2 separate regions of the Mus musculus genome follow, and region 2 is linked to region 1. The links are chromatin loops, found by intact Hi-C in ENCODE. Cell type or tissue: left cerebral cortex. All regions are shown on one strand. Links, peaks and the distances in the headings refer to the core of each region. The heading gives the core; the rest is flanking DNA. Region 1 holds the start of Gm39962 (a long non-coding RNA gene). Region 2 holds the start of Gm39963 (a long non-coding RNA gene).

The links. Hi-C counts contacts between places; a loop is a spot of excess contacts. Peaks named below come from ENCODE experiments on the same cell type or tissue, not always from the same donor. Only the 100,000 strongest peaks of a DNase experiment are listed, where the experiment ranks them.
Region 2: a loop joins it to region 1, with 4 times the contacts of the local background. A loop is called at or near these places in 11 of 42 quality-filtered maps.

What each region holds. Positions count from the first base shown.
Region 1 is chr2:154,410,587-154,426,011 of GRCm38, forward strand. It overlaps Gm39962 (a long non-coding RNA gene), which reads right to left and starts at 10,743. Exons shown (of 3, transcript XR_866871.2): 1 at 10,606-10,743; 2 at 9,395-9,625; 3 at 5,913-6,005. RefSeq lists a cis regulatory region at 8,818-15,425 and an enhancer at 14,840-15,425. In left cerebral cortex, for the core only: CTCF peaks have their summits at 3,907, 6,714 (motif pointing right) and 9,248; DNase peaks (open chromatin) are centred at 6,718, 9,379 and 10,748; H3K27ac peaks cover 235 bases.
Region 2 is chr2:154,578,588-154,594,012 of GRCm38, forward strand. Pxmp4 (peroxisomal membrane protein 4) reads right to left here. Exons shown (of 4, transcript NM_021534.3): 3 at 13,578-13,776; 4 at 8,457-9,505. The coding sequence ends at 9,242. Gm39963 (a long non-coding RNA gene) reads right to left here and starts at 5,043. Exons shown (of 2, transcript XR_866872.1): 1 at 3,719-5,043; 2 at 3,223-3,419. In left cerebral cortex, for the core only: a CTCF peak has its summit at 8,032 (motif pointing left); DNase peaks (open chromatin) are centred at 5,524, 6,439, 6,755, 8,015 and 2 more places; H3K27ac peaks cover 897 bases.

The DNA of each region.
Region 1 (15,425 bases), core at 3,594-11,593:
AAAACCACAAGGGAACTGCCAGCCAGAGAACCCTACTGGCTCACGCTATGTGTGCAAGTCTGAAGTCCTGGTCTTACAGTGAGTTTCCTCTGCACAGGCTCCAGGACATGGAGCAGGAGTTCCTGTGCTCCCAGCACTCATGATGAGGAGCGACATGACTGAGTACATCACCCAGTAAGTGCTTTCTATGGTCAACACTCAGGAGGCTGAGGTGGAATTTCCAAGTTTAAGGTCATTCTACATACCAATTGTCTCAAAGTAAAACAGCAAAACAGTAAGCCTGGGTCCCTCTTTGTGGGCTTGGTCAGTGGAAATGGCTATTAAGTAGAATGTATTATCTCTTGTTGCTGAGACCGATGATCATGGGATAGAGACACAGCTGTCCCAGGCTCTACAGAGGGGTTTAGTCAGGTTACATGGCACGCAAGAGGCAGAAAGCCGGGCATGGTGGCGCACACCTTTAATCCCAGTACTTGGGAGGCAGAGGCAGGAGGGTTTCTGAGTTCGAGGCTAGCCTGGTCTACAAAGTGAGTTCCAGGACAGCCAGGGCTACACAGAGAAACCCTGCCTCGAACCCCCACCCAAAAAAAAAGAAAAAGAAAAAAGAAAGAGGTAGAGGCAGAAGGATCAGGAGTTAGAGAGCAGCCTGGACTCCATGAAACTCTAGCTCAGAAAGAGAGACAGACAGACAGACTAGACAGACAGAGAGAGGAACAGGGATTTGATAAAATTGCTCGGCAGTAAAGGCACATATGTCTAAGCCAAACGACCCACCAGGTAGGAGAGTACTAACTTTCAAAAGTTGTCCTCTGATCTCCACAAGCATTCCATAGCCCACTCATGTACACAGACAGACAGACAGACAGAAAGACAGAGTTCAAGGTAAGCTAGTTTGCTTAAGATCAGGTGAAATCAATTGGCTCTGGTAACATACGAAGGCTTGGCTTTCTAAATGTCAGGATTTAGGATGCTAACATTCCTTTACACTAAATTCTTTTTTTTTTTTTTTTCTCAAGACAGGATTTCTCTGTGTAGCCCTGGCTGTCCTGTAACTCTGTAGACTAGGCTGGCCTCGAACTCAGAAATCCACCTGCCTCTGCCTCCCAAGTGCTGGGATTAAAGGCATGCACCACCACGCCTGGCTACACTAAATTCTTAGGTCTATGGTTCAAATTCTTTAACGTGTAAGAAGTCTGAATCAAGCAAATTGCTAGAGTAGCCCAGGAAAAGGGCTAAAGGCTTTGGAACCCACAATACGCTGATTCAATGAAGCTCGGTAACTCATCTTTATAATCACAACACTCAAGAGTGGACTGCTACACATTTGAAGCAAGCCTAGGTTACATAGTAATGTTTGGTTTTATATTTTGGGATAAGGTTTCTTTGTTATGTAGCTCTGACTGTCCTGGAACCCACTCTGTAGACCAGGCTGGCCTCAAATTTAGAAAGATTGGCCTACCTCTGCCTCTGAAATACAAGGATTAAAGGCATGTGCCACAACTCCAGGCGTGTAAGGGCCTGCTTATTAACAAATAAAAGCAAACAAACAGAAAGTGAGCAGTTAAGATTGTTCACTGGCTGGAGAGGCTGTGTACAGACCTGATGACTGAGTTCAATCCACCAAATTCCACAAGGTGGCAGAAGAGAACCAACTTCTGAAAATTGTGTAGCATTCACACAGGTAGGCTTCACACAATATATATATATATTTTTAATACAGTTTTCAAAAAAGAAAAGAGAGGTGGCAAGATGGCTCAGAGGGTAAAGGAATTTGCTATACAATCTTTGCGCCCTGAGTTCTATTCCCCAGAACCCATGTGAAGGTGGAAAGGGAACTAATTCCAGAGTTGTCCTCTGACCTCCACATATGCCATGGTGCATACTCCCATACACTCATAACATGCAGAGCATGCAAAGCATGCACGCATGCATTCCTGTGCTCAAGTGCAAATACATACACATACAGTAATGTATTTTTCTTTAAGGATGCGCCTGAACACTGGCCATTCTTCCAGAAGGCCTCGGTTCCCAGAACTCGCGAGACTGGCTAACAACTCTCCAGTACCAGGAAATCCAGCACCCTGTTCTGGCTTCTGTAAGCACCAGGAATGCATGTGGTGCTGTGGTGCAAATATATCTGCAGGCAAAAGCAAATAAATAAACGAATGAATAAATAAATAAATAAAATTAAGAAATCTCAAAAAAAAAAAAAAAGATTAAAAAAGGATAGCAACACTTGGGAGGCAGAGGGAGGCAGGATAGAGCTTTATGACTTTAAGGGCAGCTTGAGTTTCAAGCCAGCAAAGGCTACATAGTAAGACTGTCTCAATAAACAAATAAATAAAAATTAAAAAAGGAAAAGGGGGGAAATGCAAGGGAAGGGAAGGAGAGGAGAGGAGAGGAGAGGAGAGGAGAGGAGAGGAGAGGAGAGGAGAGGAAAGGAGATGGGATGTGGTGAAGAAGTCCTACACTACCAGCACTGGAGGGGAAAGAAGGAAGATCAGGAAATCAAGGCCATGGTGTACATAATGAGTTGACAGTCAGTATAGAATACAAGAGACCCTTTCTCCAAATATAAAAATGATACCAGGTGTTGTAACTCCTACTTTTTTTTTTTTTTTTTTTATTACATGTAAGTACACTGTAGCTGTCTTCAGACACTTCAGAAGAGGGAGTCAGATCTCATTACAGGTGGTTGTGAGCCACCATGTGGTTGCTGGGATTTGAACTTCAAACCTTTGGAAGAGCAGTTGGGTGCTCTTACCCACTGAGCCATCTCACCAGCCCAACTCCTACTTTTATTCCCAGAATTCTGTGAGTTGGAAGCCAATCTAATCTACATAATGAATCCCAGGCTAGCCAAAGACTCACAGTGAAATGCTGTCTCAAACAACAACAAAGACAAACAAAAAAGCCAGGCAGTGGTGGTGCAAGCCTTTGATTCCAGCAAAGGACCAAGTGCAGGCATGGCATTTCCTACTCTCTGCTCATTTTTTTAATTCTTTATTTTTATTTTATGTGCATTTTGCCTGCATCCATATCTGTCAGATCTCCAGAAACTACAGTTATAGACAGTTTTGAGTTCCCATGTGAGGGCAGGGAATTGAACCAGGATCTTAGCAGCTTTCTCTTAACCACGGAGCCATCTCTCCATCCCCTGAGAGTTCTCTAAATAATTGTGCTGCCTGTTACATGCCCACTGGAGGTGAGACAACAGCATGGAAATGGGCTTTTCTATTTCTGTTTTTGTTTTGTTTGTTTTATTTGAGTTAGTGTCTCATAAAGCCAGGCTGCCCTGAACTCACTACGGAGCCAACAGTGGTTTTGAACTTCTCATCTTCCTAATTCTACCTCCCCATCTAAGATTGCGGATGTACGGCACCAACCAGGCCCAGCCCTTGACTTTTGGCCTCTATGAGCACTGCATGATCACAGTGCACAGACATTCAAGTAAACACTCATACACATCAAAATTAAAATCTCAAAAATAAATAAATAAATAAATAAATAAATAAATAAATAAATAAAAAGATGCTTCTGCCTAATGTGATAACAGACACCTTTATTCCCAGCAACCAGGGGCAGAGGCAAACAAATCTCTATGAGTTCCAGTCCAGCTAGAGTGAGGGGAAAAAAATGTTCCTTATGTATATAGAATATTGGTAAGGCCATCCAAGAACTTATAGGATCTTACGGAAAAAGGTAGGATGGCTTAGTGGGTAAAGGCACCTGCCATCAAACTTGATGACATGAGGTTCATCCGGAAGACCCACATGGCAGGAGAGAACCTGCCCCTACAGGTTGTTTCCATACAGGAACTACCACATCATGCATGTGACACATATGATACACACATGCATACATAAATAAAAATATAATTTAAAAAATGTGTGTTGGGGGCTGGCGAGATGGCTCAGCGGGTAAGAGCACTGACTGTTCTTCCAAAGGTCCTGAGTTCAAATCCCAGCAACCACATGGTGGCTCACAGCCATCCGTAATGAGATCTGACGCCCTCTTCTGGTGTGTCTGAAGACAGCTACAGTGTCTTACATATGATAAATAAATAAATCTTTAAAAAAATTATTTAAAAAAAAAGTGTGTTGGACAAACAGTCAGTGTCCATGTGAAAAAGGAGACAAGAAGAATGAATGAGGGAGAAGTCCTAGAACTTTTGGTAGCAGAAGAAAAAGCAGGCATTCTTCATGATGTCCATAATACATGAGAAATGTTTTTGGTTATTAGCCAATAAGCCTTCCAAGAACCAAACACTTATTAAGTATCATCAGTGAATACTCTGGCACTCTTGCCTTCTACTGCAGATGATTAGACTGGCCGGAAGAGGTCAATACTCCATGACTCCCAAGGATCTGACTGGGCGTTGTAGCTCCGTATCCACCCCTCTGTGACAGTGAGGAGTCATATACAGCACATGTTAGCTGGGCGTGAGGCAGAGCAGGCAGATCTCTGTGAGTTCAAAACCAGTCTGGTCTACAGTCTAGTGAGTTTTAGGACAGCCAGGGCTGTTACAGAGAAAGTCTGTTTCAAACAAAGTAAAACATAACAAATTAAGTTGTAAAGGAGACATTTGGGAGACATTTGATCCCAGAACGGAATCAGTGGGAATAGAAGTGGAACAGAGAGAGGAGTGGAGAGAAGATATGATCAAAATACTTATATGCATATATGAAAATGTCAGGGCTGGAGAGATGGCTCAGTGGTTAAGAGCACCGACTGCTCTTCCGAAGGTCCTGAGTTCAAATCCCAGCAACCACATGGTGGCTCACAACCACCCATAATGAGATCTGACGCCCTCTCCTGGTGCATCTGAAGACAGCTACAGTGTACTCACATATAATAAAATAAAATAAATAAATCTTTTAATAAAAAAAAAAAAAAAAAAAAGAAAATGTCATAGTTTTAAATCTAGCATCATGCACAATTAATATATGCTATTATGAAAACCATTTAAGAGGGGCTGGAGAGGGCTGGTGAGATGGCTCAGCGGGTAAGAGCACTGACTGCTCTTCCAAAGGTCCTGAGTTCAAATCCCAGCAACCACATGGTGGCTTACAACCACCCATAATGAGATCTGACACCCTCTTCTGTGCGTCTGAAGACAACTACAGTGAACTTATAAATAATAATAAACAAATCTTAAAAAATAAAATAAAATTTCACTCCCAAAAAAAAAAAAAAAAAAAAGAGGGGCTGGAGAGATGGCTCAGTGGTTAGAGTATTGGCTGCTCTTCCTAGAGGTCATGAGTTTAATTTCCAGCAGCCATATGGTGGCTCACAACCATCTATAATGGGATCTGATGCCCTCTTCTGGTGTGTCTGAAGATAGTGACAGTGTACCCATATACTTAAATTATATAAATAAAAATAAAATTTAAAAATCTTAAAAAAAAAAAAAGAAGAAGAGAAAAGAAAACCATTTCAGACAACTGTGATGGCATAGGCCTTTAATCCCAATACTCGGGGGGCAGAGGAGGGCCAGACTGGTCTACATAGCGAGTTCCAGGCCACCAGAGCTAAGTAGTGAGACCCAGTCTCAGAAATAGCTGAGAGAAATCTGGAGGGATGGTTGAGCAGTCAAGACTGCTTGCTTCTCTTGCAGAGGACCAAGGTTGGGTTCCTAGCACCTACATGGCAGCTCATAACCATCTGTAACTACAATTCCCAGAGACAAATGCCCTCTTTTGACCTCCATGGGCACCAGGCAAGTACTTAGAGTACATGCATGCAGTCAGCCACCATGCCTGGCTAATAACACATTTCCATAATCTTAGCATTTGGGAGGAGAAAGTAAGAGAATCAGGAATTCAAGTCCAGCATTGGCAACAAGGCCAGCCTGGGCTGGGCTACATGATACCCAGCCTCAAAAAAAAAAAAAAAAAAAAAAAAAAGCCAGGCATGGTGGGATGTCTTTAATGCCAGCACTTGGGAGGCAGAGGCAGGAAGATGACCACAGGTTTTGAAACTAACAAAGGTTTCGCCTTGAGATCCTGTATCAAAAGAAAAAGAAAATAGATAAACCAATTAATTATGTACGTTAATATAGGATATAATTACATAAGTTTAATTAATCAAAGGGAGCTCAAAATCACCTCAGCATCGTTATAGAAAGCATACCAGAATGAATTTACAACACGCTGAGCCGTGGTGGCGCACACCTGTAATCCCAGCACTTGGGAGCAGAGGCAGGCAGATTTCTGAGTTCGAGGCCAGCCTGGTCTACAGAGTGAGTTCCAGGGCACCCAGGGCTACACAGAGAAACCCTGTCTTGAAAAAAAAATTATAACATGTAATCTGTTTTAACATAATGGACTGTGTAATGCTTTTACCTGTGTTTACAGATTCTGTCAAGGACATACATGTTTACATAATGAAGCAGAGGAGGTCTGCCAAGGCAAAGAATCTACCTTTTATGATAGAGTCAATAGAAGCCAGAAAGGTGTTCATCATTCAGGTTCCTGGTCTAAGCAATACTTCAACAAGCCTTATCCCTGCAGCCCAGAAGCAGGCACTGGAAAAAGGCCCTGTTTAGGGCTCCAGACAGACTAATGCTTAATTCAGGATGCAAAGATTCTGCCTTCAAGGTCCACATCCCAAAACACCAGCTGGGCAGGACAGCCTGAGTTCCTGGGGAATCAGTGCCATCCTTATCCTTTTTCTTTCAAATTAAAACTTTTGTCTTGGAGTGGAGGGAATACCAGCAGGGGGCAGCAGACAGTCGGGGAGTGCCTAGTGCAGGGTCCTGGCCTGGTTTAGAACAATTCCCTTTGAAAACAAGGGAATAAGTAACAAAAGTAGAAAAGGAGTGGGCTTCTCCTTTCTTCTTTTTCTCCTTCCTCTCTTCCATGTCTCCCTCACCCTGTTCTCCCGCTTTATCTTTCGTTTCTTTCACAAAGGATCTACCAGCATAGCCTCAAACTGAAAAATCTTCCCTCCTTAGCTGTCCAAGTTCAGGAATCACAAGCCAAGACATCTCCCTTGTTGTGTTTTGTTTTGTTTTGTTTTGTTTTTGCTTTGCTTTTGTTTTTGTTTTTTGGGTTTTTTTGTTTGTTTTAGATTTATTTTATTTATATGCGTACACTGTAGCTGTCTTCAGATACACCAGAAGAGGGTATTGGATCCCATTAGAGATGGCTCTAAGCCGGCATGTGGTTGCTGGGAATTGAACTCAAGACCTCTGGAAGAGCAACCAGTGCTCTTAACAGCTGAGCCATTTCTCTAGCCCTCTCCCTCTTTTTTTTTTTGTTTGTTTGTTTGTTTGTTTGTTTGTTTTTTGGAGACAGAGTTTCTTCTTATAACTCTGGCTGTTCTGGAACTCCCTCCAGGCAGACTTTGAGATCCATTTGTTCAAAAACAGTTTGAGTATTAGATTCCATTATAGATGGTTGTGAATCACCTTGTAGTTGCTTAGATTTGAACTCAGGATCTTCAGGATCTATTGAAAGAGCAGTCAGTGTTCTTAACCACTGAGCCATCTTTCCAGCCCTTGAGATCCCCCTATAAGGGCAGGGTCAGGGGTGATAGCACCTGGACCCAAGAGTGAGGAACTTGGGGCCCAAGGTAGCCCGTGGGGTAGATAAGAGCAAGATTGTATCCTGTGGAAGGGCGGTCAGAACAGGTGTTTAGGAGGTTGGCGAAGCAGGGTTTCAAGTTCAGCACAAGTTGGAAAGTGTGGTTTGTGGACGCACTAAGCTTGGGAAACAGAAAGGTATCCTTGTAAGGTATGGAGACCTAACAATGGCTCCTGGTGTGGTTTCAAGGTAGGTCCGTCGGTGCAGTGCTCCTTTAGCATGCGTGGAGCCCTGAGGTCAACCCCCAGAACATACAAAAATAAATAGTAAACTAAGTGCGGTGGTAAGAGGATCTGGGCCAATCTCAGCTACAAAGCCTGTTAAAGGTGAACACGGGCTACATGAAACCCTGCTTTTAAAAAACAGAAACAAAACAAGGGGCTGTGACAGAGCTTAGTTAATGGAGTACTTGCTTAGCATGTAGGAACACCTGGGTTTAATGCTCCCACGTAAACTAGGTGAAGCAGCACAGGCCTGTAGTCCCAGCAGTTGGGTAGTGCAGCAGGACCCGAAGTTCAAGGTCATTCTCAGCTACACAGTAAGTAGGAAGCCAGCCCTAGATACACCAGACCCTACCTCGACAAAGTATATAATAATAGTAATATCTCATTCAAATTTCTGCTACTGGCTTGAGGACCGCTTTATTGAGATTAATACTGTTATTACTATGTTTGAAGAACTAGTCATTTTATTCAGCAAGAAATTTTTTTCTTTCTTTTTGGTTTTTGGAGACAGTGTAGTCCTGGTTCAGCAAGAATTTATTTATTTGTTTTTTTGTTTGTTTGTTTTTTTTCATGTGAGTACACTGTTGCTGTCTTCAGATACACCGGATGAGGGTATCAGATCCCATTACAGATGGTTGTGAGCCACCACGTGGTTGCTGGGATTTGAACTCAGGACCTCTGGAAGAGCAGCCAGTGCTCTTAACCGCTGAGCCACCTTTCCAGCCCTCAGTAAGAATTTTAAACATCTTTTAAAAATACAACTTATTTTTCTTTTCTGTGCATTAGTATTTTGCCTGCATGTATATCCATGTGAAGGTAGGTGTCAGGTTCTCTGGAACTGGCGTTACAGATAGCTGTGAGCTGCCATGTGGTTGCTGGGAATTGAACCTGGGTCCTCTGGAAGAGCAGCAAGTGCTCGGAAGCACTGAGCCGTCTCTCCAGCCCCACTTTATGCCAGCATGCAGGAGCCAGAGGCAGGTGGATCTCTAGGAATCTGAGGCCAGCTTAGTCTATATCGCCAATTCTAGGCCAGCCAAAGCTCGATAGGGAGGCCGTGTCTCAGAAATGGGGGAAGAGGGGGCTGGTGAGATGGCTTAGTGGGTAGAGATGGCTTAGAGCACTGACTGCTCCTCTTCATTTTGAAGGTCCTGAGTTCAGGTTCTGGCAACCACATGGTGGCTCACAACCATTCCTAGTGAGATCTGATGCCCTCTTCTGGTGTGTCTAAAGATGGCTACACTGTACTTACATGTAATAAAACAATCAATCTTAAAAAAAAAAGAAAGAAAGAAAGAAATGGGGGAAGAGGGGAATGAGGGGAGCAAAGGGCCAACTCTTTGGCTCCAGAATTTTCCTTTCTGCTTTTCACCACCCAAAGTCAGGGATTTCCTAAAAGCCTGCCCCTAGTTACACACACAGCTCCCCCTTTCTGTGGTTCTCCTCACATCCACACCGCTCGCACTCAGGCTTCCGCCAGAGCAACTCTTTTTCTTTTCCTCGCAGATGTTTCACACGGCCTCTTTTTCACTCAGAAATTCCCTCAAAAGCATTCACTGGTAATTTTTCCAAAATCACAGTAATTACCTCATTACTTTGATATTAATAGACTTCACTTGGCACCAGGGAGCCAATTGAAAGCGCTGGGCCCTGGGTGAGGGGCGGAGAGGGACTCTGCAGGGCAACTCTTCATGAGTGCTGGCCTCCCCACAGGCCTTGCTGCCTCCCTCCCAAGTTAGTCTTCATCTTTGCTCCCACATGTTCTGATTGAAATGAAGAGGATTTTGGAGCCATAGGCTCCTTAGAGATGGCAGATGCCTAAACAGGGAAAGGAAAGATGAAAAAGAAATAGTGGAGTCTAAACCATGTACTCTCAAGAGGCCTAGAGTCTCACAGCAAAGGCAAGGAGGATCCTGGAAGGCAGCCCAGGGCTTCCGGCTACCCTAGGCAGCTTCCCCTCCACCCCCTTCTCTCAGCTATGCCCCAAGGCAGGACTGAATTGGAAATCTTTTTTTTTTTTTTTTGGAAATCTTTTTGGAGCTCAGCCTGAAGGGTATCTCCCCAGGCCCTTTATTGGTTCCCGTACAGCTCTGTTATTCAGTGGGGTCTATATATCACCTGGTCAATAATTTATTTACTCCTCACTACATTCTTACATTATTATCTTTTAATAATATGTGGGCTTTGTATTTCAAAATGCTTCTTGAATAAAACGAGGCCACTGCTGTCATTTAACCCACTTTACAGATGAGAAAATTGAGTCAAGGCAAGAACACAAGATTGTAACTGAGGAGTTCTAAGGATTCTGGGCCTGAACCTACCAGCTACAGGTGCCCTAGGATTTCTCTCTCCACCTGGAGGTTTCTCACCTCTAGACCTGCAAGTTCTTCCTAGCTATAGGAAAACGGTGGATTTAACCTGCATGTATTGAGGGCTTCTACATGCTACCTCACATTAGGTCACCTCCCCCTGAGACTATGCTCTGAGACCTCAGGCGACCTGTCCAAGTGTGCACTCGGCAGCCAGTGTGGAGTCACTAGACTCCCAGGCTTATTCTCTTCACCTTAAGACTCTTCTACAAGCATCTCCCTCTCGAGGCCAGCCATCCAGAACAATTCCTGAGACCACTGAAGAAGGCCCACTGAAGGTCAGTTTAGTGACTGGGTTTGCCCAGTTGCAGTGTGCTAGGAGGACCAACAATTGCACCTGACCCTCTGCTGCCTTTCCCCCTTCACTGCATTTGAATCAGCAACCGGTTGAGACCATCTGGCTGGCCACACTTTCTTGGCCACACTTACCCACTCTCTGATTGACAGATAAGTTTCCAAATCCAAGGCTCTCCAGGAACACTTCCTGGGACGCTTCCTCCATAAATGGAATGGGAAGAGGGATAGTCTCAACAGAAAGCCAGGACCGAGAGTGATTGGGCAGCCGGGGAGACTTGACTGGCTGAGCTAGGAGATGGGAGGGGGGCAGCATAGAGGATCCTTTGTTAGGCCAGAAGCTACAAAGCTGCCCCATCCCCACCATCTGGCTCCTGCTCTAGCCCAGTGATGCATGATGGGGAATATTGGGGGTTGGGGGGGGGGATGTGTGCTAGGGGCTACCCACCTGCTCTGCCTCCTGGGATAAGCTGATCCAAGACCTCCCAGGCCCATCTGGTCAACACATCCCCAGGCCCTGACCACCCCTGGGACTCCTTTAGACAGACTGAAATTGGCCGGGAGTGTGGCCAGCCTGTCAGGGTCACAGGTCACTGTTAATCTGCCAGAACAAGAGAGGACAGGCAGGTGGGCAGGCAGGCGGTGTGGGCAAGGCCCTGGGAGTTCCTGCTGTCTTCTCTAGTGATCACAGAGGGAGGGTTTCCCCTTCTGGGAGGCAGGGAAGAGGTTATTGGACTCCAGGGAAATTGCTCATTCTCACACCTACCTAGCTGTTCTAATTCCAGATGGGAACCCTGGAAACTCTCCCTAAATATGCTCAGAGCATCACTGCAGTGATGTCTGAGACAAATACTGGGGGAAATCTAAGTGCCCATCAACAGGAACTGGGTTCATCGAAAGACTGAGACCATCTTCAATGTTACCCAACTTCTGAGCTGAGAGCTGAGGTCTCTCTGTCAACTGACTCCCTGAGAGTCTCTTGTCTGGAAAAACAATACTGTAAACCAACAGATCACCTACTGATTGCTCAGGGAGTTGCTGCAAACCAATTTCTTTGGGCAAACAATTTGTTCAACTTGGCCAATACCTTTTTTTTTTGGTCAGACCACAGATTAATTTCAATATTTTTCGAGCATCGTCTCAGAATCCTGACCTGTCTATGCATGGGCTTACGCTCAGGATTCCACCTGGACTCAGGCTTGTGACACCCAGCTCTCTCCTTTGCAGCTCAGCATGCAGACTAAGGCTCCAGCATAAAGCCCTTCTCCCTTTTAAGCCCTTCTCCCTTTTAAGCTCCTTCTGGACCTGAGCATGTGTGGAATCCTCCATTCTGTGGATGAGTCGCTCAACATGAAATTAATTTACATGTGAGTCACAATGCCTCATGCTATCATGAAAAACAACTTCATCTGGGACTCGAGCCACTCTGTACAACTGCAGTGTATTAGGAGGAGCAACAGTTGCACCTGCCCTTTCTCATTTCTTCCCTGGAAACTGGGGAAATTTCTCAGACTATTCCTAGGTTGTTTGGGAAATGAAAGTGTTGTTCCCCCATTGGAAACAAGATGTATTTTCATCTATCATCTTCCTCTCTCTCTCTCTCTCTCTCTCTCTTTCTAGTTGGTTTTTTGAGACAGGGTATCTCTATATAACCCCAGCTATCCTGTTGACCAGGCTGTCCTTGAACTCACTGAGTCCTACCTAAATCTGCCTACCAAATGCTGGGATTAAAAGCATGGGACACTACACATGGTAACATTTATGATTTTTTTCAAAAAGCCACTTTTCAGGTGTTTACCAATCCTATTATATCACAAACTTTGGTCAGTCCCTATCGGTTTTCTGCTGGAAGATTGGCCAAGGAACTGACTCCGCAATTAAGATGCATGCTTGTCTTGTAAAGGACCCAGGTTCTACCAGCAGCATCTACATGTTGAATCAAAACTGCCTAAATCTAGTTCCAGGGAATCAGACATCTTTTCCTGGATTCCATGGGTACAAGACACAAGCAATCCATTCAGGCAAACATTCATACAAAAACATAAGGGGAAAAAAAAACGGAATGGCCAGGTGTGGTGGTGGCACACGCCTTTAATTCCAGCACTCCGGAGGCAGAGGCTGGCAGATTTCTGAGTTCGAGGCCAGCCTGGTCTACAAAGTGAGTTCCAGGACAGCCAGGGCTATACAGAGAAACCCTGTCTTGAAAAAAAATAAAAAACTAACCAACCAACCAAACAAACAAACAAACAAAAGGAATTGTGTACACACCTGTAATCCTAGCATTTGAGAGAAAGAGGCTCTAGAGAATCAGGAGTTTATGGCCAACCTCAACTACATAGTGAATTCAAGGACAACCTGGATTGCATGAGGCTCATCTCGTAAAAGAAAAAAATAAACCAGGTATAGTGGCTTACATCAGTAATCCTAGCACTGGGAAGAACTGGAAGAGAAGGATTGCTGAGACACTAGCTAGGGAGGGTTACACTAGAAGAATCCTGTTTAAAAACAACATCAAAGCTCATCAGATCCTCTTACTTCATAAGTATTCTTCTTTGTAGCCTTTTGAGGCATTTCTGAGACTCAAGAACCTGTAGGGGCTAAAACTTCTGACCCAATTCAGTGTGTTACTGAGCGATACCACCCCTCATTCTATTTTAAATTAACTTCTTTGTGAGACATTGTCGAATGTGACCTAGACCTTGATCTCAGCTGTAGTCAGGGATGACCCTGAACTTCTGATCCTTTCCTCACAACTACTTCTGGTTGGTTTGGTTTTTTTTTTAAGATTTATTTAATTACTTTATGTATGTGAGTACACTGTTGCTGTCTTCAGACACACCAGAAGAGGGCATCAGATTTTATTATGGGTGGTTGTGAACCACCATGTGGTTGCTGGGAATTGAATTCAGGACCTCCAGAAAAGCAGTCAGTGCTCTTAACCCCTGAGCCACCTCTCCAGCCCTCAAAGTTTTATCATTTAAAATTTCACAACTAGAGAATGTTCTAGTTTAGAGAATTGTCTCGATTAGAAATTTATGGCACTGGAGAGAAACTGATTGATTAATATTCCACCACCACAGGTTTTTTATTACTGAAGCTCTCATGGCTTGAGAGCTCTATCAATTTGAATTTAATGGCATCTCAGTGTTTCAGCAGTGCAGCCTTCTCCACCAACGTGACTTGGATCTCTTGCTCTAGCACCTTCCCTGGAAGGCCTTCCCTAAGCTATTTCTGTCTACCTGACATCTGCTTTAATTTTCTCCATCGTGTTGATAAACACTTAAAAATATAACACATGTATTCCTTACTGTCTCCCTTACTACAATGCAGGAAGCCACTGGGATAGAAACTTATTTTTGAATTTGTTTTTTTGGGGACTGTATGTCATGTAAGTCAGTGAGATGGCCTTTAACTGATTACTCTGCCTCTCTCACCTTTTGCTTGTTTTTTTCGAGACAGGGTTTCTCTGTGTAGCCCTGGCTGTTCTAGAACTCTCTCTGTACACCAGGCTGGCCTGAAACTCAGAGATCTGCCTGCCTCTGTGTCCCAAGTGCTGGGATTAAAGGAGTGTGCCACCAATCAGTTACTCTACCTACCTGTGTTCCCACTATGTCCAGTTTATTTGGTGGTGAATTGGTACCCAGGGCTAACTGGAAGCATCTCCTCTATCTAGATGCCCAATGTTACCATTACCTTCTCCAGAAAGCACACCCTGCTGGCCAGGTTTATTTACCTCCATTGTCAAATGGAGCTCCTGTCCATTCATAAGACTCTGTACTACTTTTTTTGTTTTTTGTTTTTTTTTCGAGACAGGGTTTCTCTGTGTATCTCTGGCTGTCCTGGAACTCACTTTGTAGACCAGGCTGACCTCGAACTCAGAAATCCACCTGCCTCTGCCTCCTGAGTGCTGGGATTAAAGGCGTGCACCACCACTATCCAGCTCTGTACTACTTTAGATGCTAGCTAATATTCTGCCTCTCTCCCTTCCCTATCTCTTTTTGTGACAGGGTCTCACTATGTAACCCAGGCTAGCCTGGAAACTCTCCTTCTGTCTTTGTCTCCTGAGCGTTATGCCAGCAATACCAATCCTCAGCTGGCTGATTTTTTTTTTTTTTGTTTTGTTTTTTGTTTTTGTTTTGTTTTTTGGTCTTTTCGAGACAGGGTTTCTCTGTGTAGCCCTGGCTGTCCTGGAACTCACTTTGTAGACCAGGCTGGCCTCGAACTCAGAAATCCACCTGCCTCTGCCTCCTGAGTGCTGGGATTAAATGGGATTAAAGGCATGTGCCACCACGCCCGGCATGCTGGCTGATTTTTTTGATACTTGCAGAGAGCCCACTTACTTTATACCTCCTGCCTAAACCAGTGCTTGGCACCCAGTAGCTCCATACTATATTACATTCCCACAAGCAGAATGGAAAGAGATTTGCTAGGACTAAGTGCCATCAAGAATCTGAGGATGTAAGGACGAGGAAGACCTCAAGGAGCCAAGACTTTGGGGTTCACAGCCCCCTTCTGAAGAAGGCAGCTACATAAAAATGAACAGACTATTTTTCATTTTAAAAACCATTTATTTTTTTCTTTTACAGATATGAATGTTTGTCACATTGTATGTATGTGTACTATATGAGTCTAGTACCCATGGATGCCAGAAGAGGGCAGCAGATACCCTGGAGCTGGAATTACAGAGGGTGGTGAGCTTCCATTTGGGTGCTAGAAATTGAACCCAGATCTTCTGTAAGAGCAGCAATGGCTCTCACTCCTTAAACATCTTTTGTTATTATTTTGTTGTTGCTGTTGTTTTGAGACAAAGCTCTGGCTGGAACTCACTACGAAACCCAGAAGTCTATTTGCCACGGACCTAGCTTTCTTAACTGTACTATAACAAAGTCTGTCATCATAAAGGGCCTCTATGTCCAGAATACATTTCTTTTTCTTAAGGTAATACATTAAAAAAT
Region 2 (15,425 bases), core at 3,577-11,576, 170 kb after region 1:
GTGCGTGTGAGTCCAGTGCCCACGGAAGTGAGAAGCCTCAGATGCCCTGGAGCTGGGGTTACGGTGTCTGTGAACCAACGGATGTGACTGCAGAGGAACTGAACTTGGGTCCTCTGTAAGAGCAATGTATGCTCCTCACAGCTGAGCTCTTTATTCCTGAGTCCTTGGATGGTAGATGTGTGTGACTGTAACCAGCTAGACTTTGTTAGTTAATGCAAAGTGGAAGAGAAGGAGAAAGAGGAGGAGGAGAAGGAAGAGGAGGGTATATTGTATTCAACTATAACCCAGCAACTGGGTAGCTGAATCAAGGATGTCTGAATCCAAGGCCAGCCTGGCCTAACTTAGTAAGTTTAAGATCAATCAGGTCTACATAGTGAGAGCTCATCTCAAAATACTAACCACAATGATAGTAAACTAAAACAATAGAAGGAACATATATCCCTAAGTCACCAAATGGCGAGTGACAATTTCTGTACCACTGAGCTACATCCCTGGCCCAAAAAGTGTTTTTTTGTTTGTTTGTTTGGTTGGTTGGTTTTTTTTTTGGGGGGGGGGGGTGTTGAGACAGGGTTTCTCTGTGTAGCCCTGGCTATCCTGGAACTCACTTTGTAGACCAGGCTGGCCTCGAACTCAAAAATCCGCCTGCCTCTGCCTCCCAAGTGCTGGGATTAAAGGCGTGTGCCACCACCGCCTGACCCAAAAAAGAATTTTTAAAAAACTTTTTGGTTTTGAGACAAGGTCTCTCTACAGAGTCCTGGAGCTTACTATGTAGGCCAGGCTGGCATTGAACTCATGCCTCCGGAGTGCTGAGATTAAAGGTGTGTGTCATCACACTGAGCCCCCCAAAACTATTTTATTTTTAATTTTGTTTGTCTGGTGGGGAAGATGTGCTCAGAGCATCTGATGTGGATGCTGGGACTAAACTCAAGACCTCTGCAAGAGCAGTTCAGGCTCTTGATCACTAACCAGCTTGGTTTTCATTTTTGTCTTTTGGTGGTTGTTTTTGTTTTGTTTTCGTGACGGTCTCATGTAGTCCAGACTGCCTGGCCATGTTTGTTGTTTTTTTTTTTTTCAACTTGACACAAACTAGAGCACCCAAGATGAGGAACATTAATTGAGAAAATGCCTCCATCAGACTGGCCTGTGGATGTAACCATTGGGCCCTTTATTTTAATGACTGACAACATGGGAGGGGCCAGTGCCATCCTTGGGCAGGCAGTATAAGGGTGGGTTGGTATAAGAACACAGACTGAGGGGCTGGTGAGATGGCTCAGCGGTTAAGAGTGCTGACTGCTCTTCCGAAGGTCCTGAGTTCAAATCCCAGCAACCACATGGTGGCTCACAACCACCCGGAACAAAATCTGATGCTCTCTTCTGGAGTGTCTGAAGACAGCTACAGTGTACTTACATATTATAAATAAATAAATTTAAAAAAAAAAAGAACACAGACTGAGCGAGCCAGAGGGAGCAAGCCAGGGGCATTCCTCCATGACTTCTCCTTCAGTTTCAGCGGTTCCTGCCCAGCTTCCTCAGTGACTGGGTGTGGCGTGAGTAGTTAGAAGATGAAATAAACACTCTCCTCCCCGAAATGCCTTTGGTCATGGTGTCTTAGCACCAGAACAGAAATCCAAGACACTGGCTCAGACTCACTGAGTGTAGCAGAAGATGATCTCGAACTCATGACCCACCTCCCTTTACCTCTTGAAGGCTGAAATTACACAGGGGACACAAATGACAGCTTTTCCAGGGCTGGGCATGTAGCTCAGTTGGTAGACTGCTTGGCTCAAAAGTAGGGCTCAAACCCCAGCACTGCGTGCGCTCAACACACAGAGGAGCTTACAGCCCTGCCTGCTGTGCTGGGCTCACTGCTTTAGCTAAGACATTGTTTGTGTTTTGGGGATATTTCATTAGATCTTAGGTTTTGCTATTTGGGGCTTTTAAAAGGGGGCTGTTTTGGAGTTTTTTGTTTTGTTTTTGAGACAGGCCTACTCTGTTGGTCCTGGCTCTATATACTTTATTGCATGGGTTTTGGAAACAACACTCTTGAGAGGGAACCATGGGCTCCCACAGATGCCAGAGGAATTCATGACATAACAAAGTCAGTCCAAAAGAAGTGTCTAAAGAGCTGATGTGGCCTGGCCCTACTCCTGAATCTCAGCTGACACCCAGCCCACAGGGAGACGGCCGGAAGAGCAAGGATCCTGGCATTCACGCCAGGACCTGTGTACAGTGCAGCCTACTTTCTAAGTCACGGCTTTCGCGGGCGTTCTTGAGCAGAGCTGGTGCAAAACACAGGCTCCCTGTACTTAGATTTCTCAAACCAACATTAGAAGAGAGCCCAGCTCTCCTTTGTCCTCTGCCAGGGTGGGACTGGCCTCGTCTGCCTCTGCTTAACATCAAACCCTTCGCTCTGAAATGCCCTTCAAGGCCGAGTAAGACATATTCCCTCTGAATCTGAAACAAGGCAAGGGAAGAGGGGCAAACACTTTTCCTTTTATAAATATGCTCTGGCTTCTCAAAGACAAGGCCGACCTTAAGTCACAGCTTGTCGTGACATGGCTTCATTCTGGGGGGGCAGAACCCAGTGTTCTGGTTTAGGCGAACGAAGGGTTCAAAGCCTGCTTCTTATAAACCGAATGCACTCACAGGGCAGTTAAAGGGAACAGGGTGGAGAGAGAGGCTGTTGCCAGGATCCTTTCTGGAGCATGGATGTGGAAGGCTTGAGTGGAGAGCATCATGGGCAGTTTCTCGGCATCTTAGTCTGCAAATCATTGCTCTCACATGGGCTTGCTTGACGATCTCTATTCTGGGCATGGAGAAGCAGAAAGGTCCCAAATTAACATCATCCTTTTCCTTCACTTTGAAGTCTGATTACTTAAGAAAAGACTTATTGTTGGCCGGTGTGTGTGTGTGTGTGTGTGTGTGTATACAGAATAAATGATTTTTTTTTTATGTATATGGGTATGTGAGAATATTATGTCTGCTTGTACCTCTGGCCACCATGTGCATGCAGTACCTGAGAGAGCCAGAAGAGGGTGTTGCATGCCCTGGAACTGAGGTAACAGCTGTGAGCTATCATGAGGGTGCTGAGAATCAACCTGGGTCCTCTGGAAGAGTAGCTAGTGCTGTCAACCACTGAGCCATCTCTCCAGCCCCTCAAAGGCTCACTTTATATAGAAAGTGACCCAAGCACACAGATGAGGAGCAATGTCAGAGTCAAGATAATGCAATATAAAGGTTTATTCGTAGACAAAGACAAGTGACTGTTCACAGAAGAGTGTAAAGCTCTGAAAGTGCTAGAAGCCAGGGGTGGAGCAAAGCCGGAAAGGGCTGACCCAGTCAGTTACGAGCGTTGTCCAGACTTGGGATCCGCAGTATCCATGTGAGACACCAGGTGCAGTAGTGTGTGTCTGTGATCCCTGCACAAGGACACAGAGACAGGGGATCCCTGGGGCTCACTGGCCAGCTGACCTAGTTGAATTCCTGAACTCCAGGTTCAGCGAGACTGAGAGATCTCAAAAATAAAGTGGAGAGCAACTGAGGTAGACACCTAATGTAGGTCTCTGACCTCCACACACTCACACACACACACACACACCCCAGACACACACGCATGTTTGCACGTGCGCATGCATGCACATGCAGAGTTGAGGGCACTCTTAGAGTGGGTGTCCCTGGCAAGGGGCTACTTATGACTGAGCTTAAGAAAGAGTCTTACTTTTCCCTTTGCTATAGGATTGTTGTACAGCTTGATGGTTTGATTTGTTTGAGAGACAGGGTCTCATTCTGTAGCCCCGCCTCGCCTGGAATTTCCTGTGCAGATCAGACTGATCGTCCAACTCATAGGCCAGCCTCTGACTCCCAAGTGCTGAAATGAAAGGAACAGACCACCTATGCTACTCTGTGTGTGTGTGTGTGTGTGTGTGTGTGTGTGTGTGTGTAGAGAGAGAGGGGGGGGGAGGAGGGAGGGGGGGATAAAGAATGAACTAGATCTCTCCTGCTGCCCCGGAAAGGTGAGAACTAGAGGAATGTATGGGAAGCCACCACCATGGCTAACTTAGTCTAGACACTGAATTGCAGGCCATCCTGGGCTATAGAGTGAGACTGTCTCTCTCTCTCTCTCTCTCACACACACACACACACACACACACACACACACACACACACGGGTTGTGGGGAAACCCAAGCATTGTGGGGCAAGTGGACCGTGCCCCTGGAAATCTCAGAATTGAGAACAGTAGGCGTGAGGGCAGCTCCCCACCAAACTACCTGATCTGATCTGGGACGTGTTATCATGACACCCCACTAAGAGGCCTGTGACAGTAGGTCTGCGAAGCACAGACACCTGCCGTTCTCCATGATAATGAGGTATCAGCATTCAGCCAATGAACTTCCCTTCCTGGGCACTCCTTCCTGAAAAAGGCATTTAATCCCTGGTTCACCCTGAGTAAGATGTATGCATTCTTATTCCCCCATCAAATAAAGCAGTTTGGCCAAGCAAGGACCCTCTCCTTCTTCAAAGATCTACAAGGCACGAGACCTTCATCCTAAAGAGCCAAGACTACATCTCCGGTAGAAGGCCTTCTCTCTTCTGGTCCCTCCATACTCTTGACATTCACTTGGAACCAAACTGGATTTCACCCCAGTCCTAGGCTCAGCCCTCCCCTTCCTGCATGGTGGGTAGAGGAGACACAGACCCCATTCCCAACTCCTCAAGTTCCCCAAGGTCTCTTGGGTACACAGGAGGCCAGGAACCACAGTGTCTGTCCTAGACCCCACTGTTTCTTATCCGGGAAACATGGGATGGGACTCTTATCACGGACTGTGTTCTGCCTCTCCTGAGCAGCTTGCCAGCGACAAAGCAAGGTACCCACATTTATAGTCCTAGCATTCAGGAAGTGGAAGCAGGAGGATCAGGAATTCAATGCCAGCCTCAGCTGCATGCTGGGTTTAAGGCTAACCTGGGGCTACATGATATCCTGTCCTTCTGTTTGTTTGGTTTTAGGTTTTTGAGACAAGATTTTTCTGTGTAGCACAGGCTGTCCTGGAACTTGCTCTGTAGACCAGGCTGGCCTTGAATTCACAGAGATCCATCTGCCTCTGCCTCCGAGTGCTAGGATATAAGGTGTGCGCCACCACTGCTGGGCATGCCCTGTCTTAAAACAAACAATAACAAAACAAACAAAAAACAACAAAAAAACCAAAATCAAGACCCCCCCCCCACAGGAAGAAAGTTAACTAAACAATATAATATTTTAACTTTTTCAGTAATTGTAGATTAATCCACTCTGCTGTTTAAGGAAGGCGAATGGCAATAGCTCCTCTCCATGTGCCAATGGCCCTTTGGCAATCCCTACACACAGATCATAGAAAATGGAGGCTCAGCAAGGAAGGAGTGAAGCTGGGCTCCTCCCAAAGCCGTTGAAGACAGGCTCTGTTCCTCTCTGTGGGGACCACCCCGCCTTCCTCCCTGGAGTGTGCAGTTGGAGGCACCAGATGCTCTGGCAAGATCCAGAGAGATACCATCTGCGAGGGAAACCTATTCTTAGAGAGCAGAGTCAGTAAGTGGTGGAGCAGGCCACCCCCAGCAGTGGAGGAGGGATATCAGGGCAGGAGTCCAAGGCTGACTGGGGAGAAGGGCCGGCTAAACACAGGGCACACTTATTTCTTACAACCAGCTTCCTCCTGTATTTGTTCTATTGGAAATAAGAGCAATGTCTTATTGAATGCTCACTTTACATGCGTCACTTAATCATTCCAGACACCACGAGGCGCATGTCATCACAACACCCCTTTTACAGATGAGGCACAGATGGCTAAGCCACTTCATCCGTCAGGGCTCCAACCTGAGCATGCTGGCTCCAAAGCCCTTACCCCTTGCAACTGTCTATACTGCCTCTTAGTGTATTGACTAGTAGCCAATTTTAGTTTGGGTTTTTCTCCAATAATAAAGCCCAAGACAAGGGTTTGTGTGCAAGTGACGCACTGTCCCAGCAGATGCAATGGATGTGGCGTTGAAGGAGATAGTTTCCACCATGGGCACCTGGAGTCCAGCCCTGCTTGGAGCTCTAGCAAGCAGCACGCAGAGTGTATGGAGGGTTATCTCTTCTGAGGGCTGGGAGCTGCCTGTGATGATATTTCTTAGTGCTGGCCTAATGCTGCTCAAGGGGCATATTAATCTCTAAAACTTCACACCTGCCGCAGAGTGGTAAATCAGGCACCAGGAGTGGGATCCCTCAGGCGGGGGTGGGGGGGTGGGGGTGGGGACACCGGAGTGGCGACTGGAGAAGCCAGGTATGAAGAGAAGAGAGGATGGCAGGGCTCCCCATCATCTAGACTAGACCTGCCTGGCAATGGCCGTCTCCTGACGGGCTCCAGCGCTGGTTCATCTTCCAGTTCCAGCAGAGAAAGCAGCTCTTCCAAACGATCTGCTCTGAACTCGCAGGGAACGGCCGTGGCTGAGAGCACTGGGGAGTCAGAGAGAGCCTCTGCTGCCCTGCAGCTCTGTGACTGGTCAGTGACCTGGGACAACTGCCATTCACCACCCCCTCAGCAAGCTGGCGGGGCTCCTAGAACAGTACCCACAGCTTGGGAAACTTATAAGACATACCTTGGACCAGCTCCAGACCCCCTGGGTCAGAATTTGCATTGTATTCATTCATTCATTCATCCACTCATTCATTCATGTGTTCATGAGATAGGGTCTCAGTCGTCCAGGCTTCCAACTTGCTTTGTAGCAGAAAATGACGTTGAGCTCCCTTCCTCTTGCCCCCACCTCCCAGGTGCTGTGAATATGGGCGTTTGTCTCCATGCCAGCCCAGAATCCGCACAGTGATGAGCACTCCAGCGACTCGAGTAGACTTCTACTGGTCATTTCAGTCACATAAAAAGACAGGAGGAGAGGGCACGGTGGAAGGAATGCACTGCACCAAACCAAGTGCCTCAAATCGGTAGCCTCCGGACCAGGCTTTTCTGAGAGCTGTTTTGTTCCTTCAGATGAATGGTTTTTAAAAATTCTGCCTGGCACACAATTCTCCAGTCCACTGTGCCCCATTCCCCCCCGTGCCATAGCACCCCAAGCACTTTCCATTTATGCCACCAAGAGCTCCTGTGAGCATCTGGGTTGGTGTCAAATGTCAGATGCTATAATCAACGACTGCAAAGCACGGCTAAGGTTTTCTAGGTTTAATGCGGGGCACTGAAGGAAACACGGGCTTCAAAGTCAGGCAGGCTGTTCAAATCATCCTGAGACCACATACCTGGAAAACATGGATCAGCGTGCATCCTTGCAAGGTTACTAGGGATTAAAGACAATCATATGCAAAGCAGTCAGGAGGAAGGAGAAACTCGCTATGCTGAAGTCACTGGTATAGTGGCTCTCAGGTGCTGCCAAGTGTCCAGGGTGGGCATCGGGTTAGCAGGGCTGGAGGTGCTGAGAGTTGGAGAGCCTTCCCCGGGGATGCATCACAGAGTGGGGGCAGGGCTCAGACTGTGTCTTTAGTTCCAGATTTTCAGTGTCCTCCGGAACCTTCTGTGAGGATAACCGTGTGACCTGGTGCACGCAGAACACACTGGCAGTGTTGAGGACATACTTCAAGAAAGGCTGTTACCAATCTTTTATATTAACATATGTAGCAATGGCACAGTTTGGGAAATATTGAGTTAAAATATACACGATTAAAGGTCTGAGGCTGGAGAAATGGCTTAGTGGTGAAAGGCACTTAGTTCACCAGGCAGTCCACGTCTTTAATCCCAACACTGGGAGGCAGAGGCAGTCTGAGTTCGAGGCCAGCCTGGTCTACAGAGTTAATTCCAGGACAGCCAGGGCTACACAGAGAGACCCTGTCTGGGGAAAAAAAAAAAAAAAAAACCTCAAACAATCATACAACAACAACAACAACAACAACAACAACAACAAACTTAAGTGCTCTTGCAGACGACCAAGACCAAGCTTCATTTCCCACATAGTGGCTCACAACACCCATACCCTCAGTTCCAAGGAACTCAGCGCCCTCTGCTGACTTCTGCTGGTACCACACACACGCATGGTACACAGATGTACATGCAGGCAAAATATATGATTAAGATTAATTTTACATGTTCTTTAATGTTTTATTATATTTTCATTTATTTATTGTATATGTGCGTGTGTGTGTGTGTGTGTGTGTGTGTGTGCACGTGTGCATGCACACATGCCAAGGCACACATGTGGGGGCAGAGGACAACTTGCAGGAGCTGGTTCTCTTCTTCCACCATGTCACCATGTAGAACACAGGGATCAAACTCAGGTCGCCAGGCTTGGCTGCAACCATCTTGACTCACTGAGCCATCTCCTTGGACGCCCACCCCCGCCTTTTTTTGAGACAGAGGTTGTTTGTTTGTTTGTTTTTTAATGTATCGCAGCCTGGCCTGGAGCTCACAACCCTACTGCCACAGCCTTTTTTTTTTTTTTTTTTGGTTTTCCGAGACAGGGTTTCTCTGTGTAGCCCTGGCTGTCCTGGAACTCACTCTGTAGACCAGGTTGGCCTCGAACTCAGAAATCTGCCTGCCTCTGCCTCCCGAGTGCTGGGATTAAAGGCGTGCGCCACCACTGCCCGGCCACAGCCTTCTTAATGCATCTCAAAAAATGTGGACACTTGAAGTTTTATTCTCAGTGCTGGTGATAGGATCCTGCGTCTCATACAAGCTTGACACGTGCTGTGCACGTGACTCATCTAGTGCTCCTATTTGACAGTAGGGCTCCAGAACTTCTCAGCAGAATAATTTAGACAAAGAATTTAGTTTTTTTTTCCCCTTTCAAAGTGTTTGTAACCTATTGCCCACTAGCAAGGAGCCCTCTGATATACAGTAGAGGGGAAGGGCCATCATATCCACCAGGAAGACACTCTCCTCGGAGGGTCCTCCCCTGAAGTGAATGACCTGAAGCTGAGAGGGGGTGAGTTTGCCCTGGCCTTACAGAAGTCGGAAGAGCATCTGGAATCAAGCCACAGACTCCTTAATGGGACCCAGCCACTTGCTACAGTACTCAAAAGTACTGGTAAGTGGAAAACTCAGTACTTTTACTTCAGCAAATGGGAGCCTGGGTTAATACAAGTTGGAGTGTGAGGATTATGACTTTGAGAAGGCAGGCTCCTCCACGAGGGTATGCCAACAGAACCATACCCTGAGCAGCTGCCTGGAAGGTGGGCTGCTGCCTGGAAGCTGTCTGGGCGGAGGAGTTCCTGAAGCACCTTGGACTGTGTTACTTGGAGGGGTGGCTCTTGTTGAAGATGAGGAAGTCTGAGAGGTCGTGCCACACGTTGCTGTCCTCGTAGAGGTAGGTCATGGAGGACTGTAGGGAGGGCTGCAGAGTGGGCCGGTGGTACTCAAAAAGCCACAGCACGAGCCCCCAAATCACCGCAGTGTGCAAGGGGAACGGGTCCCACTTGAGCGCAGGGATATAGCCCTTCTCCACACCCAGGCGGCACAAGGCGTACAGGACGCGTGAGGTCAGGTACATGTTGATCTGCAGGGAGGGAAATGCTCAGGGTTACTCGTCAGCACAGCCTCTGGGGACCTTCACCTGCCCACCCGACCACAAGCACTGGACATCCACCGCGCACTGGCTCTGTGACTTTCAAAGTTAACATGCAAGATGATTGATGTGGCATGGCTCAGACATCTTAATATTTCCCTTTCTTTCTTTTTTCTTTTCTTTTCTTTTCTTTTCTTTTTTCTTTTTTGGTTTTTCAAGACAGGATTTCTCTGTGTAGCCCTGGCTGTCCTGGAACTCACTCTGTAGACCAGGCTGGCCTTGGAGATCTTATAGATCCTCCTGCCTTTGCCTCTCAAGTACTGAGATTAAAGGGGAGCACCAATACACCTGGCTCCCTTATTAGAAGTTTTTAAAAATGAATTATATGCAGTTCAAAAATAAAATAAAATAAAATAAAAAGAGCCCCCAAGAAGAAAAAATAACATTTCGGATTTCCTTGAAATTCCATTTCTTTTTTCTTTGTGAAGCCAGCTGAGTGTATGGAATAAATTCCAGGCCAACAGGGGCTACATGCCAAGACCTTATCTCAGAGAAAGAAAAGTTACAGATGAGAGACATCCACAACGCATATCTGCAAGGCATCAGCACGTAGCCGGTCTGAAAAAAGTCTGCAGAGCTCGAAATAGTCTAACTGGAAAATGAGCAAAAGACATGAAAGTTTCATCAAAGAGGTTATACTGGTGGCAAGAAAATGATAACGAGGAGATGCCATCAGGGGAAGGCAGAGTCAGGACACAGTGAGATGCACTGTCACAATGGCTGAGATAGGGCCAGTGAGATGGTCTAGGGGGTGAGGGCGCTGGCAATAAGAGCCTGACAAGCTGGATTTGATCCCAGAGCCAACAGTGGGATCCCAGAACCAACTTCCAAGAGTTGTCCCTTGATCTCCACACATACACCATAGCAGGAGCATGCCTGCACTTATAATCATAGCACACGGACAGACAGACAGACATGCACACATGCACGCACACAAATAAAAATGTTAAAACATGGGTAAAATAGACTATGCAACTAACCAAATGTTAGCTGGGATGTGGAGAAAGTAGCCGAGCCATTCCTAGCTCCCTGGTGAGAATGATAATCCCTCTGGAAAACAGCTTGGCAGAGGGTTGTTGGGGTTTTTCTTTTTCTTTCTTGGCAGGTTGTTAAAACCAAGCGTGCATATACCACACAACCCACAATTACACTCTTGGGCTTTTATCCCAGAAAAACTAAAACTTATGTTGATAAAAGAATCTATACAAGAGTGTTCTTCTCAGCTCTACTTATAATATTCCAAAGCTAGAAACTGCCCAAATGTCCTTCAGCAAATGATTAAAAAAACAACAACCCCGTGGTACTCCTATACTGCTTAGGAATGAAAAGGAATAAATTAAGCCAGGCCGCCTGGCCATGGCTATAACTCCAGAGCCCTGGAGGCTCAGGGAGAACTCAGGACTCAAGGCCATCTTGGGCTACAGAGCAAGATGCTGTAAGAAAACTGAGATAGCTGGTTGGGGGGGACACTGCCAACAGTCCAAATGCTGTACGCTGAGTTTGAGAACAGCCTGGGTAACATGAGACCTTGTCTCAAAAAATAAAAGGGCCTGGAGAGATGGCTCCGAAATTGGGAGCAGTGCTGTTCTTACAGAGGACCCAGGTTCAGTTCCCAGCACTCACATGGTGGCTCACTACTTTGTGTAACTCCTGTTCCAGGGCATCCAACACCCATTTTTGGCTTCCCAGGTACCAGACATATATATGGTGCACACACACACATATGCAGGCAAACACTCCAAAACATTAAAAAAAAATTTGTTTTTAAAAAAGAAGGAGCCAGGTGGTGGTAGAGCATGCCTTTAAGTCCCTGCACTCAGGAGGCAGAGGCAGGCTGATCTCTGAGTTTGAGGCCAGCCTGGTCTTCATAGTTCCAGGACAGCCAGGTCTAAAGAGAAACCCTATTTTGAAAATCCTTTAAAAAAAAAAAAATCTGGGGCTGGAGAGATGGCTCAGCGGTTAAGAGCACTGGCTGTTCTTCCAGAAGACCCATGTTCATGTCACAGCGTCCACACAGCAGCTCTCAAGCATCTGTAACTCCAGTTCCAGGAGATCCAATGCCCTCTTCTGGCCTCCATGGATACCAGGTACACATATGGTACACAAACACACATGTAGGCAAAACACCCATATATAAAAAGGACCTCAGAAAACTTCCTTACAAAATGAAAATGGCTGGGCAGTGGTGGCGCATGCCTTTAATCCCAGCACTTGGGTGACAAAGGGAGGCGGGTTTCTGAGTTTGAGGCCAGCCTGGTCTCCAAAGTGAGTTCCAGGACAGCCAGGGCTACACAGAGAAACCCTGTCTCAAAAAACAAAACAAAACAAAATGAAAATGCTTCCACAACCTGACACATGTACCAACTGCCACAGTGTATGATGGCCCAAGGCCAGTCCTCTTCCCATCTCCATGCAATGGGCATGGCCCTGGCGCGAGCATGGGCAGCAGCGACTGGCTCTGTCAGCAGCCTGAGGTACAGGGATGGGGAAGAGGACCTTTCTTTTGCATCCATTTTCTGATTTGATCACAATGTCTCTGAGCACCTGGGAGCAAGCCAGGCAGAGTCTGTCCTTTTATCAGATACTGGTCATCCACACTGTCTTTCCTATGTGACCTGGGCACATTTTTCTTCCTGAAGAATCAGTCTATTTCATCTCAGCTACCAAGTTTGCAAAAATAGAATAGTGATCCATGGTATTCAAGAGCTTTAAAAAATTTATATTTCATTTCTTATTATTTTATTTTAGGGGGTGCAGGATGAGTTTCCCATTAGATCAAAGGAAAACCTTCAGGAGGTGGTTCTACTTCATGTGAGTCCCAGGAATCAAATTAAGTTGTCAGATTTAATGGCAGGCAACTTTACCTGCTGAAGCACCTCACAAGCCACACAGAGAGACCCTGTCTCAAAACCAAAGAAACAAACAAGCTCTTCCTGTCCTGGAACTTACTACGTAGAACAGGCTGGCCTCTAACTCACACAGATCCTCCTGCCTTTGCCTTCTGAGTGCTGACACTCCTCAAGGTCTTTGAATGTACACAAGACATTAAACATAACCTGTGTCATTTCTAGTATGACAAAGTCTTTGTAGGTGACCCTGGATAGAGGCTTAGTGATTTGATTCATCTTTGCAGAGAACCAGCTTTTCTCTTTTGATTTCCCATTTTCAATTTCACTGAGTTCTGCTTGTTTGTTTTAAGATGCAGCCCAGGCTGGCTTCAAATCAGGGCATTAGTCTCTCAGTGTACTGCCACATCCAGGTCAAAGTATATTTAAGAAAAAAAAAATTAGGCTGGAGAGATGACTCAGCACTTGCTGTTTTTGCAGAGGACAGAGTTCGATTCCCAGCACCCACATAGGGCAGCGGCACACAACTCCAGCTCGAGATAACACCCTCTTCTGGCCTCTATGCACACCCACACACAGGTACACACCCTACACAGAGGCACACACATAAATAATAAAGTCTGTATACCATCCAGGTGATACATATCTGTAATCTCAGAACCTGGAACAATGGAAGACCATCAGGAGTTCAATCCAAGCCTCAGCTACATAGCAAACTCAAGGCCTGCCTGAAAAAGATGAAACCTGTCCCAACCACCACCACCACCACCACCACCACCACCAAGAAGATCGTTGCCCCAAAGAGCAGCAGACACATTGATGTGGGGAACCCTTGGATTCCAGCTGTGGTTTGGTTTACAAATAGGGAAAACTGTGCAGGGTGGTACTGACACATGCTTTTAAAGCCAGAACACAGGAGAAAAAGGCAAGTAGGTCTCTACGATTTCAAGGCCAGCCTGGTCTACAGAGTAAGGTGTACAAGGGTATACAGGGAAACCCTGTCCCAAAAAACACCCCCCCCCCTCGCCGTGGGCAAATTCAGGGACAAATGACACAGACACAAGGCCACATGGGAACTGGAGATTCTTAAGACCTTAAACACAGATGCCAACCAAAAGATACCCCACTGGCCCCATCCATCTCCGGAAAGCCTTTACCTGGCTATTAATGTTATTGTTCTCTCCAAACAGCAGGAGCCCCCCGATGAAGGCAGCCAGGAAAGAGTGCATCTGGTGGGTCTCGCCTTGCACATGGGACTGTAGGGCATGGAGACTCTTATAGGCAAACACAAAGCAGGCTAGGTTCCGAGAGTGGATGTACGTGGCTTTCAGAATGGCCTGAAGCTTCTCTCTGAGACTGCACAAACAGAAAGCCCCCATGAGTGCAGGCCCAGCTGGTCCAGGCAGGTTTCTCGGATGTACACACAGATCTGAACTAGGCCAGGGTGCTCCAGGTCCTCAGGGCATAGATAGCTCTCTCTGCAGACTGGAGTCACTCCCTGACACCTCGAGTTAGTGAGTACCTGCCCTTCCCCTTCCTCACCTGTCCTGCATGGCTCTCAGCACCACTTAGCATGTGTAAGCTGCTTTATGAAGCTCTCCTGTCCTCAGTATAAGACCCTGCAGAGCAGAGTCCAGATTCTGTTTGTTTGTCTTAAGGGCACAGAACTGAATCTGGCACACAGTAGGTGCTCAACAAATGGAAGAGGTAAGTGAACAAATGAGCACCTACTACGAGCAGGATCTGCAGATTGAATCCTGAGAAAGGACTTGACAACAGGCTGTCTTGGAATCTGCTGGGCAGGAAGGAATCGGTGAGAAGAGCATCCTGCTTTCTAGGCAGAAGACTCAGTACACAAAGGCCCCAAGGACAGACACAGAGGATGGGAGCGAAGCAACGGAGAGAGGCCAGTGTGGTATGAACAGGGGCTGGGTGTGGAGAAGGGGGAGTGAGGTCAGCCAACTGCAACTGCTCCTCCTTTTGATACAAAGAACTAATTTCAACCCATCTTCTTTTTAAAGGGTGTGTGTGAAAGGGGGTGTCTTGCTCGCATGTGAGTACCTACAGAGACCAGAAGAGGGCACCAGATTCTCTGGACCCAGAGTTACAGGGAATTGTGAGCTGAAGGTGTGTGGGGTGCCAGGAACCAGATCCCAGTCCTCTATAAGATCAACAGACATTCGCAATGGCCAAGCCATCTCTACAGTCCCACTAGAGGGCAGCAAAGACAACCCAGGGAGAGAGCAGAGTGTACGGCCCAATTCTAGACAAGGACATGGTGGAAATCTGTCAGGTGACTGGGAAAAGCCAGCAGCAGCTGGTTCTTGGCTCTTGAGGACATGGGACCCATGAGTACTTTTGTTTGTTTATGGGCTAGCTGGTTGATGTTTTGAGACAGGGTCTCTTTATGTAGCCCTGGCTGTCCCAAAACTCACTACACAGAACAGTCTGTTTGGAACTCAGAGATCCGCCTGCCTCTGCCTTCCAAGTGCCGGGATTAAAGGAGCATGCCACCATGTCCAGCTATGAATGCCATTTTTAAAGCAAGAAAGTTGGATTTCAGCTGGGCATGGTGACACATCCCTGTAATCCTGCGTGAAACAGGAAGATTGGGAGTTGAGGGCCAGCCTGAGCTATGGAGCAAGACCCTGTCTTAAAAACCAAATCAAAGGGTTGGCCAGATGGCTCAGCAGGTAAGAGCACTGATTGTTCTTCTGAAGGTCCTGAGTTCAAATCCCAACAACCACATGGTGGCTCACAACCATCTGTAATGGGATCTGATGCCTCTTTGTGTGTGTCTGAAGACAGCTACAGTGTACTCATATATACATTAAATAAATAAATAAATAAATAAATCTTTAAGGTACAAACAAACAAATGAAAAAGTAAGGCCAGACAGTGTGTTGCTTGCCTTTAATCCCAGCACTTGAGAGGGCAGAGATATGTGGACCTCTGTGTGAGGCCATCCTGGTCTGTACAGTGAGACTCTGCCTCCAAATCCAAAA